2 separate regions of the Mus musculus genome follow, and region 1 is linked to region 2. The links are chromatin contacts, found by Hi-C or POLR2A ChIA-PET in ENCODE. All regions are on one chromosome and are shown on one strand. The core of a region is the stretch at or near the end of the contact, and the rest is flanking DNA. Distances in the headings are between cores, read along the strand shown.

Region 1 (4,838 bases), core at 1,139-3,638, 48 kb after region 2:
CTCATTTTTATTTTTTGAAAGATTGGTTTTTAAATTGTTGTTTATGCATAGAAGGTGTCTGACCACCTTGTGGACATCTTTTAAATTCTCATTCTCTCTTCTTTATGCATGTATGTGTACTTCATGCATGCCTGTTGGCTCCCCTGGAACTGGAATTGGGACACCATGCGGGTGGTAGGAATTACCCCTGGTTCTCTCTAGACCCCACCTGATAATCATAACCACGTTCTCCCCAGCCTGTGTGGCTGTGCATGAGCTGCCTCTGCGCCTCAGTTCAGATGAGGTAGGGAGTCAGATAATTTAGTTAGAAAACTTTTTTATTCTTGTGCTGGGGATGGAACCCAGGGTCTCATGCATGGCTGATTTTGGTTATATCAGCAGCTATGGGAAAGTGATTAATGACTCCAAGTGTTGGTTGATTTGAATAACACAGACGTGTTTATCCCACACTCAAACACGTCCACTGTGGTGTTCCACATGAACACTGTGTGTCCTAAAGTGGAATAAATTTTCTTTCTTCAAGGAGCTTATGATAACAAACAAAGGAGATATGGCACTTTTATTTTAGAAAAACAAAACCCACAAGGTAGTGGGACACAGTGGCATATGTTGGTGATCCCTGCATTTGGGAGGTGGAGGCAGGTGGGCCACATGAGACTGTCTCAAAAAATAATAACCTCATAAGACACTATGCACACCAGGACCCTGAAGCCCAGCTCCAGTTTTACTGCCACTGTGGGGGTAAAAAAAGCCACTAGAGAGGAGACAAGAAATAGGGCTCTTCACTAGGAAAGGGCGGCTCGGTACACACTCCCTGGGACTGTAAACTGCTGGTGTATGTGTGACGTCTAGACAATCAAAGGCCATCCTTTTCACCCTTTTCTCAAAGAAGATGCCAAAAAATGGTGACCCTTTCCCAGAGAAACACATGTGCTCCCGAAATACCATAAACAAACCTAAAATGCTCAAATGTTTTCACCTGACCCTTCACATATAAAACAGAAGCCCTCTCCTAGATCACTGTGGGTCAAAAATAATAAAATCTGGTTTGTTCAATGCCTTATAGCTAAATCCTAGACCACCTACTTCTTCCACTGCTCCCACCATCTTGTCATTTGTCTCCAGTCTGATGTTCATAAGAGTAAGGCAGAGTACTGGCTATAAATACCACTGGCCAAAGCTTTCAGTATCTCTGATTACTGTCATTCATTTTTTTTTTTTTAACTCAAATTACAACAAAAGAATGAAGGTAAGAGATTAGGGAAAGAAAATTCTTCTCAATACTTTCAAACCTATACCCTGCATATAAAAATTCTCTCCTTCTGCCAGTGTTTTGATGAAGTGATGATGTCCAGCAATGCTGCAAATGAATGTGTAAAGAACCACGAAAAGAACAGGTCAAACGTCATCTTTCTCTATTCAGAAATAATGGCGGGATAATGCCACAGACTAAGGTTTCCAAGGATAGGCTGTTTGGGGGAGGGTGAACATCAAGGAGCAAAACCAATGACCAATGACAACCTAGCATTAGGGCTCTGTATCCATGAGAAACACCTGAGATGGGGAAGATCTTGCAATAAATAGCCCTAACAGAAATCTCGCGTGGCCAGGAATGCACGACCACCAATCCAAGCGCCGCATCTTCCTCCACTGCCTCTCTCCCGCCCCCCACCTAGCAACAGAAGCACTGCGACAGGAGTGGGGGAAATGAGAGGGACGGAGGACATAGCTTTGGGGGTGTGACTCCGATCTGAAACCTGCTACTACCATCGAAAATCTTATCTGCCTCAGGCATGTCACAACACCGTGCCTCGGTTTCCCCCGGCTGTCAAAACTAAATAAGAGGCAACGAGTGTGACAACCTCAGCGACAGGACCACAGAGGACCCACCCCCTTGTTGTGGTCAAGGCGAGTTTGCAGGAGAGTTGTGGGGACCGGGGCTGCCGCCCACCTCGAGCGTTCCCCGCCGGCTACACGCTGAGCCCCGGCACAACTCACCTTGTTGTTGTACTCTTCCACGAAGCTGCCCAGCGCCAGGCGAAAGCGCTTGTCCGGCCGCACGCTCCAGTTCATGGCGTACACAGTCCAGGGCGCTTCATATTTGTAGATCTCCTTCCGTTTGCCGTGCAGGGACATGGTGGCGGCTGGGCCGCAGAGCCGGCCAGAGAGGCAGCGGGCTGGGGCACAAGACAGGCGGGGACCCGGGCTTGGGTCCGCGGGTCCGAGGGGAGGCGGGGCCGGGGCGGTCAAGAACGGCCTAGCCCTCCAGCGGGTCCTCGGCTACACACACTCACACTCGGCCGGGCCCGACCACCAGTTTCAAACCAGCTCGGGCAGCGCTACCACCTTCCGTTTGGGATGCCGGCCCGCCCTCTCGGAACGGAAGCCACGCGACCCCGCAGCGGCGACGAGCGTTGGCTGCCGGGTACGTCCTTTCCAAACTGTTCCTTCTTTTCATTGGTCGACACAGTTGTAGCGCCCGCGCCCTCCTTACTATTGGTGAAAATGTTTGTCATTCTGCTCATTAGCCCCGCCCAGCTCCTGGAGGCGGGCTCTTTTGAAGTCCCAAAGATCATTGGCTACCCAAGATGTCAGTCAAGGGGATAACGGCGCAGTGCGGGTGAATGGGGGCGTGGGTGGCATGGGGGCAAGTGTGCCCCTCTACTGATCCAAATTCTAGGCCAAGAGTAAAGCCTGCTATTTCTCCTCTGCTGCTGCTGTTCTGATCACCTCTCTCCACTGACAGTAACTGTCAAACCTACCTTCATGGAGGACCACCTGCGTTTATTACATCTCCCTATGTCCGGCGGTCCCTCAGTCTTTGCCAAACGGGAACTCTCTCCAGCTCCAATGCCCACCTTTTAACTGTTCTCTTTCAGGCATGATAGAAACGTCCAGGGACAGGCTAGATTGATTAAGGCTTTCCTGCGCTTTCCTACAGACACTAAAGAGACTCCTGAATTCTGGGATCGATTTGCAAATGACCTGGCTATTAGTCACTTACCTTCTTCCTCTGGGATGTTCAGAAGCCAAATGGTAATCCAACTTTAAATGCTTATATGCCATGAGTTTGAAATGCAGAAAAACCTGGATCTAGGTACACCAATATAAATGTAAATTCTTTCAACGATATTGAAAGGGGTTGTATTGAATTGTTAGGCAGTACTTTAAAACACGTTAATTTTACGTGTATTTGTATGTGCCCGAGTATAAGTAAGTGTACTACATGTGAACAGTTGCCCACGGAGGTCAGAAGAGGCATTCAATCCCCTGGAACTGGAGTTAGTTACAGATGGGAATCCAACCCAGGTCTGCTGCAAGAGCATCCAGTGCCCATAGGGCTATCCTACCTCTCCAGTCTGTAAAATACAATTTTTAATGGATACAAACACTTGGAAGCCTTGAGGGACAATAGTATACACTTATCAACCATCTTTTAGTAATGGCCACCTGTATGAACAAGTCTACTGGGCACTTTTATTTTTACATAGAGCCTAGGCATGGTGTTACACACCTCTAATCCAGCTCTTGGGAGGTAGAGTCAGGAGAACCAGAAAGTCACTCTTATCCTGGGCTACAGAGCCAATTAGAGGCAGCCTGGGCTAGTTGAGAATCTGTTTCAAAATAATAAAAGTTAAAAGAAAATTAACTGGATACCTAGGTGTGTATTTTATTGAAACGTTTTATTTCTGTGCATATCAGGAAATTTGGTCCATAGTTTTCTATTGGTTACATCATTTCTGATTTTTCAGTGGGTTAATAATGGTCTTGTAGTACAATCTTAGCGGAGGTCTATCTATCTATTTTACGGAACAGGTCTTTTTTGTTTTGTTTTGTTTTTTCGAGACAGGGTTTCTCTGTATAGCCCTGGCTGTCCTGGAACTCACTTTGTAGACCAGGCTGGCCTTGAACTCAGAAATCCGCCTGTCTCTGCCTCCTGAGTGCTGGGATTAAAGGCATGCGCCACCACGCCCAACAGAAAAGTTAACTTTAACGTTTTAGCTTGTATAAACACTTGCGAATGTGTGCTCATAAACTCACTAACAGACTCTGGGGCATCAAATAGAAATTGCAAAAGGAAGGAAAAATGGGCTGAGGAGGACAGATTAGAATTATCTGACAAGCAACGATGTTTTAACAGGTCTCTCAAGCGAGGCAGTGTGGGTTGAAACCGTGTTCTCCTTTTTCTAGTGTGTTGAGTTTAACTTTTTATTGAAATGTCATTTACATATGGGAGCACACATGTTTTTCTAACCGGAACACATCACCAGAGCAGAAAGCAAATACTGACGTGCCCAGAAGGCCTGCTCACACTCTGGTAAGTGCCATAGTCTCTCTGCTACTGACCCAAGACCTTTCATATGAGGATAGTAAAACCAACTTCCTAAGGCTATTCTACGGGTTAGAAGGACAACCATGTGCAGGAGAGGATGGTGGAGGGCTGGACAAACACCGTCTCTGGCCATGATTCTCTGTGGACACTTAGGAGGCTGAGTCTGTTTCCCTTCAGCTGGAGACAGCTTCAGGCTGTGGAGCCCCTGCTCCTAGCTGAGACACCTTCAGGTCTCCAACAGGTTGGGTGCGGGAAGGGTTTGGAGAAGGTCCCAGCATAGGCACGGACCTGAGGATGTTCGGGTGGGTTACACACCTAGCCCAACATGAAATGTTCAAGGCTTTATTAGTTATGTGGTACTGCATGTCCCAGATATCGTTATGGGACTCTCGGGGGCTGAGGGGCTGAGGGCTGCAGCTCTTTCTTTTATGTCCACCACAGAGGAAACCTCTAATTCCAGCCATATTAGAGGCTTTTGGTAAAGATCTGGTCAACCCTGGCCTTG
Region 2 (5,425 bases), core at 783-3,282:
TGAGGTCTGTATATCCTCAAGGGTCTCATACTCCCGTTTGCGACTTAAGGCTCACACACCGGGCAAGAAGGAAAGCGTATAAGACTATTACAATACAGGTCCATAATTCAAAGATCTAGCTTAAAGTCTGTAGCAGTAGGTAAATGTGGGGAAACAGGGAAGGATAAAAAGAATTCTGTTCCCCAATAATATATAAGGAAATATGTGCCCCATATAATAAGCATTCCATAAACATTTATTGGAATATATTGTATTAGACATGTGAATAAATAAATGTTGAAATGTAAATCCTTACTAGTTTCCTTTGGTGTCTCTCAGATGAGAGTTCTATAGAAAAAAAAATCTGAAATATAGCATGGAAAGGGAATAGAAAACCCAGCAAATGAACAAATCCTTCCCATACTGTATGAGGGGCAGTCTGATAAAGAACAAAGCAATTAACTTAAAGCCAGAGTAAGGAGTTCCACCACAATCGAGTATCTGGCCAATTTGCTACTGCACCCACAAAACCTCCTACAAAAATGACTTGACCTTGCTTTAGGGCAAAACAAACATTAGCATTTCATCTTATGGAGCACTCACACAAGCAATGAATACTTCTGCAAAGGAGACTTTCACTAAATTTCACCCCTTTCTGACTTAGAATAATACTAAATATTTTTGCAAAACCTGATTGAGACCAGGAAAATGAGCATCACAATACCTGCCCCAACTGGGGAAGCAAAATATATTTAAAATGTCACACATTCCTTAGCTAAGTCCAAGACTTTTTGATAAAGAACCAAAATTATGCAAAATATATATAAAACAGCTCAAATATTTTGTAGAAGGCATTAAAAAAACTTTTCTTAGATTACATCTTCACAGGAGAATTACAAATACTGACAAAAAGGAAATGATTTCATAGTGATCCTTTTATGTACCGAATGCCTCTTTCAAAAAGTTACATAGTTGCAGGGGTAGCGCAGGATAAATATAAAAGCCGGGTTTTTCCAAAAGTAGGGTTTGAGTTATAACCCTCAGCGCTCAAGGATTCTTAACTTCCAGTAATCTGCGAGGAGCGCAGCTCGCATTTCTCAAGCCTGCTATTGCTAACAGGGATCCGCGTCGAATAGCGTCGCAGTGGATGCCCCGCATACCCTCCCCCCGCGTCCCCCTCCCCCGCGCAGGAGAGCGCACAGAGCTCCAGAGCAAAGCCCCGGGAACTCACAGGCCAGCCTGTGTGAGCAAAGGGAAGGAAATGACACAGGCAGGAAAAAAAAAAAAAAAAAAAAGCAAATCAAGGAAAAGACACAACAGCAGCTGGGCCTGCACCAGGCTCCAGCCCCGGCCCCACACTGAGCTCCGGCTCCCCCACCCTCAAGCTCGCGCGCCAGCTCGCTGGGGACCGCAGTGGGCCGCCCGACGGGCCTCGGTCCCGCAGACCCCTCCCCGGGATACGCCGGCCGCATGCCCGGAAAGAGAGTTGCCGAGTGGGTTTGGCCGGTAGGGCACCCCCGGAGGTAGCCAGAACGGCGCCCCGATCGAGGCACCGCGGAGAGGCGAGCGGTCCGCGATCCTCAGCCCCGGGCCCGGCGAACTGTCCATGCCTTGTCAGGCGGCGGCCCAGGGTCCTCCTCCCCTCAGCCTGGGGCGGGGCGTCGCGAAGCAGCGCGGGCACAGGCCGGGGCGGTGGCGGTACTCACCCATGGTGGCGATGGCGGAGGCGGCGGTGGCGACTACAGCCCAGAAGTGTCACCTCCGCAGCCGGGGCTGCATGCCGGGGGAGCGGGCGGCGGGGACGGCAGCGGGCCTGGCTCCGCGCGGGGGCCGTGGGCTGCGCTCGGGGCCCCCGCCGCCTCCCCAGGCTCCGGCTCCGGCCGCGGCCGGGCGCTGTGGCATGAGCAGGTTGGCCCGCTACATCCCCGGCGCTCCCAGGCTCGGCCCAACCCGGCCTCGGCGGCGCCACTCGACCGGGCCGCCTGCGAGTCCTGAAGTCCAGAAGACGCTCCGACCGGCCACTGTTCTCCACCTCAGGAACGCTCCGAAAAACAAACCGCTGGGCGCGCAGCAAGCCTTGCAGCCTGTCACTCATGCCAGCATCTGCCAATCGCATGCAGCCGCTGGGCCTTGGCACTACCCCCACTCTCATTACCAGCCAATAACCAGGAGGAAGTCAGATACTCCCGCCTCCTCCTCCCCGCTCTCTCCCAACGCCCTCACTCTCATCCGCCAGCTAATCACGACGGACCAATCCCGCCTACTCTCACAGGATGCCAATGGGCGAAGTCAAGGCGATTTCCGAGGGCTGGCTAGAGCCTGCCAATCACTGAGACAGCGCCCGTCCTCTCGCGCCTAGCCAATCACGGAGAGAGCGCTGAGTACCCGCCGCGGAGTGTCGCTAGCTGGCGCTCTCAGCCTCTCTGGCCAAGGTGTGGGCTGCTCCAATCACTGCTCCGGCTTGAGGCTCCGCCCACAACCCTCTGCTCAGTTGCGGAACCCTCGGCGGGCGCGCGGGCTGGCGCCGTTCCCCTCGGCGGCTACCCCGGCCTGGCGCCTTGCAAAGTCGTCTTCTGTAGAGGCCCTCAGAAAAAGAAAACCTTCGGCCCTATGGTTGTCGGTTGTTGGCGACCTCGAGGTGCTGAGGTGTCCGGCCCCTGCTGGGGCAAAGTGTCTGGCGCGGATTGGGCAGGGAAGGTTTGGCTCGATGCTTTCAGGCTACTTGAGCTGCGCGATACCCTGAGTAGCCTCGGCTTACAGGCAGGGGGATGGTCTTGTTACTTCTCTCATCCCCCTGGGTCTCAGACCTCCGAGGCCACACCTGATACTCCGTCTTCAAAGGCTAGGCTAGTGCTGGAATGTGGGTCCCCACATTCTGAGTTCTGCTAGAGTTGCTTTTGGACAAGTTTTGCTCTTAGAATTATAAAAGCGAGACACGTTTTTAAAAGAAAACTTAAAAGTGCAGGAAAACAGAAAGAAAAGCCCTACCCTGAAGATAGTTTTATCTATTTCCTACCTAGATATGCAACGTTAGACAAAAAATAACTTCATATTGTTTTCTGGTGTGCTTACACTTTTGTGCTTCCTGTGCCACTAAATATTGTCTCAAAACAATTGTACTGGCTGTGTGATCTTTCAAAAGAGCATTGTGATTAACTTTTTCAACCTCCATTGTTTCAATAATTCATACACCCAGTCTTAAGATTCCAACTCTACCACAGTTAGTGTGGCTTCCCTTTCTCTGGAGACAGTTCCAATGACATATTTCAGATTCCAGAAAAATCTGATGCCATTTTCAGTTGTCATTTAGAAACACTTACCTTAGGAGGTGGCTTTGGAGTATCAGATCTCTTAAGGAGTGTCTTACGCAATTCTTTTTCTTCATCCCCACTCTCAACCCATACTATTAACTTTATTGTCCTCTCTCTCTCTCTCTCTCTCTCTCTCTCTCTCTCTCTCTCTCTCTCGTGTGTGTGTGTGTGTGTGTGTGTGTGTGTGTGTGTGTACGAGGTGTTTGTTGTTTGAGACAGAGTCTCTAACCTAGACTGTCCTGGAACTTTTTTTTTTGTTTTTTTGTTTTTTTGTTTTCCGAGACAGGGTTTCTCTGTAGTCCTGGAACTTCTTTGTAGTCTGGTCTGAAACTCACAGATCTATCTGCCTCTACCCCCTGAGTACTGGGATTAAAATTAAAGGCCTGTGCCACTGTATCTAACTCGTTTTTCTTCAAACTCTCAAGTCTCATATTCTCACTTGATTAAGTCCCTAATTTATGCCGGGTAATGATGGTGAACGCCTTTAATCCCAGCACTTGGAAGGTAGAGGCAGAGGCAGGCAGATTTCAGAGTTTGAGGCCAGCCTGGTCTACAGAGTGAGTTCCAGAACAGCCAGGGTTACACAGAGAAACCCTGTCTCAAACAAACAAACAAAACAAAGAAGTCCCTAATTTACTGAAGTGCCTGAAATAGAATAATCTTTTTTTTTTTTTCTGGTGAAGAAACAATAGGGAAAAACACCAGCTATTTACTAGATCCCAGCCATGTAATCTCACTTAGCCTCTCCAATGACTGAGCTAGTAAGCTTCCTCTTTCTGCCTTTCCTTCAGATGCCTTTCTTGTGAATTCGATTCCCACTGTTTGTCCCTCAGCCACTGAAGTCAAACATTTCCATGCTGCAGTTACCCTGTGTGCTGAGGATTCCAGCTCAGGCAGGTCTTGGTTCTAAGCTCCCGAGGCAACATTCCTGAGCATTCCACAGGCACCTCACATTCTACAGGTCCAAACTGAACCCATCGCTTCCCTCCACTGTTCACATTTCCTCTGCTCATCAGTTCCCCAAGGAAGACACCGAGTGATCAGGTCTCCAGTCCTTCTGCCTCTCTTTCACCCTAGCTCCGCTAGCCCAGTTCAAACCATCAACATCTCTTACTTCATTTACTTAAAGTGTATTCACACCACAGACTTTCTATCAGAAACATGATCCTAGAGAACCCTATTTACAAATATTATAACCCATCAGTTTTAAGATGAGTCAAATAGGGGCTGGAGAGAGAGCTCAGCAGTAAAGAGTGCTTGTTGCTCTTGCAGAGAAGAGAGCCCAGGTTCAGTTACCATCACCCACATTGGTCAGCTCACAGCTGCTTGTAAATCCAACTCTAGGGGATGGGCCCTCATTTCAACTCCACAAGTACCATGCATGCATGTTGTCATACACAAATATAAACCAGGCACACGCATGTACCGATCATTTAAAAAAAAAAAAAAAGAATCAAATGTGAAAGAGGTAACAAAGTATTCTCACCCCAAGTCCATGCTGCAGCCACACTAAAAATTCCTCAAATCAATCTCAACTTTTCAATCCATTCCCCGTGATGGTTTGCATATGCTCGGCCCAGGGAGTGGCACTATTAGAAGGTGTGGCCTTGTTGGAGTAGATGTGTCACTGTGGATGTGTGCTATAAGACCCTCATCCTAGCTGCCTGGAAGCCAGTATTCTGTTAGCAGCCTTCAGACGAAGATGTGGAACTCTCAGCTCTGCCTGCAACATGCCTGCCTGGATGCTGCCATGTGTCCTGCCTTGATGATAATGGACTGAACCTCTGAATCTGTCAGCCAGCCCCAATTAAATATTGTCCTTATAAGAGTTACCTTGGTCATAGTGTCTGTTCACAGCTGTAAAACCCAAACTAAGACATTCCCCTCCCTGTCTCCCTCCCCACACAGTCGTATGTGTACTATGTTCTTTGTGGTGAGTGTACTCCATTTCTGCTCCCAGTCTCAGTCCTTCTAGGGAGGATTAAGTCCTCTTAGTTCTCCACCACTCCCTCTCAAGCTGGGCTAAGGAAGGCCTTTGCTCTGCTCCAAGAGCACTTGTTCTGCTCTCATGTAAGTGCATTTTGTAAAACAGGCAGGTAAACAGAAGCTGTCAGGAAGGGGATGTAGCTCGGTGG

What was found. Hi-C counts contacts between places; a loop is a spot of excess contacts on that map. ChIA-PET counts read pairs that join two places held with the same protein, here RNA polymerase II (POLR2A).
Region 1: a loop to region 2 is called in a map of adrenal gland, with 2.2 times the contacts of the local background. The contact joins the promoter of Dcaf7 here to the promoter of Map3k3 in region 2. A Hi-C loop is called at or near these places in 4 of 37 maps with a recorded cell type or tissue (adrenal gland, gastrocnemius, heart and 1 more). POLR2A ChIA-PET finds 5 or more read pairs at or near these places in 4 of 5 experiments (Patski and embryonic stem cell).

The regions. Positions count from the first base shown.
Region 1 is chr11:106,034,422-106,039,259 of GRCm38, reverse strand. It overlaps Dcaf7 (DDB1 and CUL4 associated factor 7), which reads right to left and starts at 2,388. Exons shown (of 7, transcript NM_027946.3): 1 at 1,999-2,388. The coding sequence starts at 2,136. It overlaps Kcnh6 (potassium voltage-gated channel, subfamily H (eag-related), member 6), which reads right to left. Exons shown (of 13, transcript NM_001037712.2): 13 at 3,666-4,838.
Region 2 is chr11:106,081,194-106,086,618 of GRCm38, reverse strand. It overlaps Map3k3 (mitogen-activated protein kinase kinase kinase 3), which reads right to left and starts at 2,032. Exons shown (of 16, transcript NM_011947.4): 1 at 1,686-2,032. The coding sequence starts at 1,689.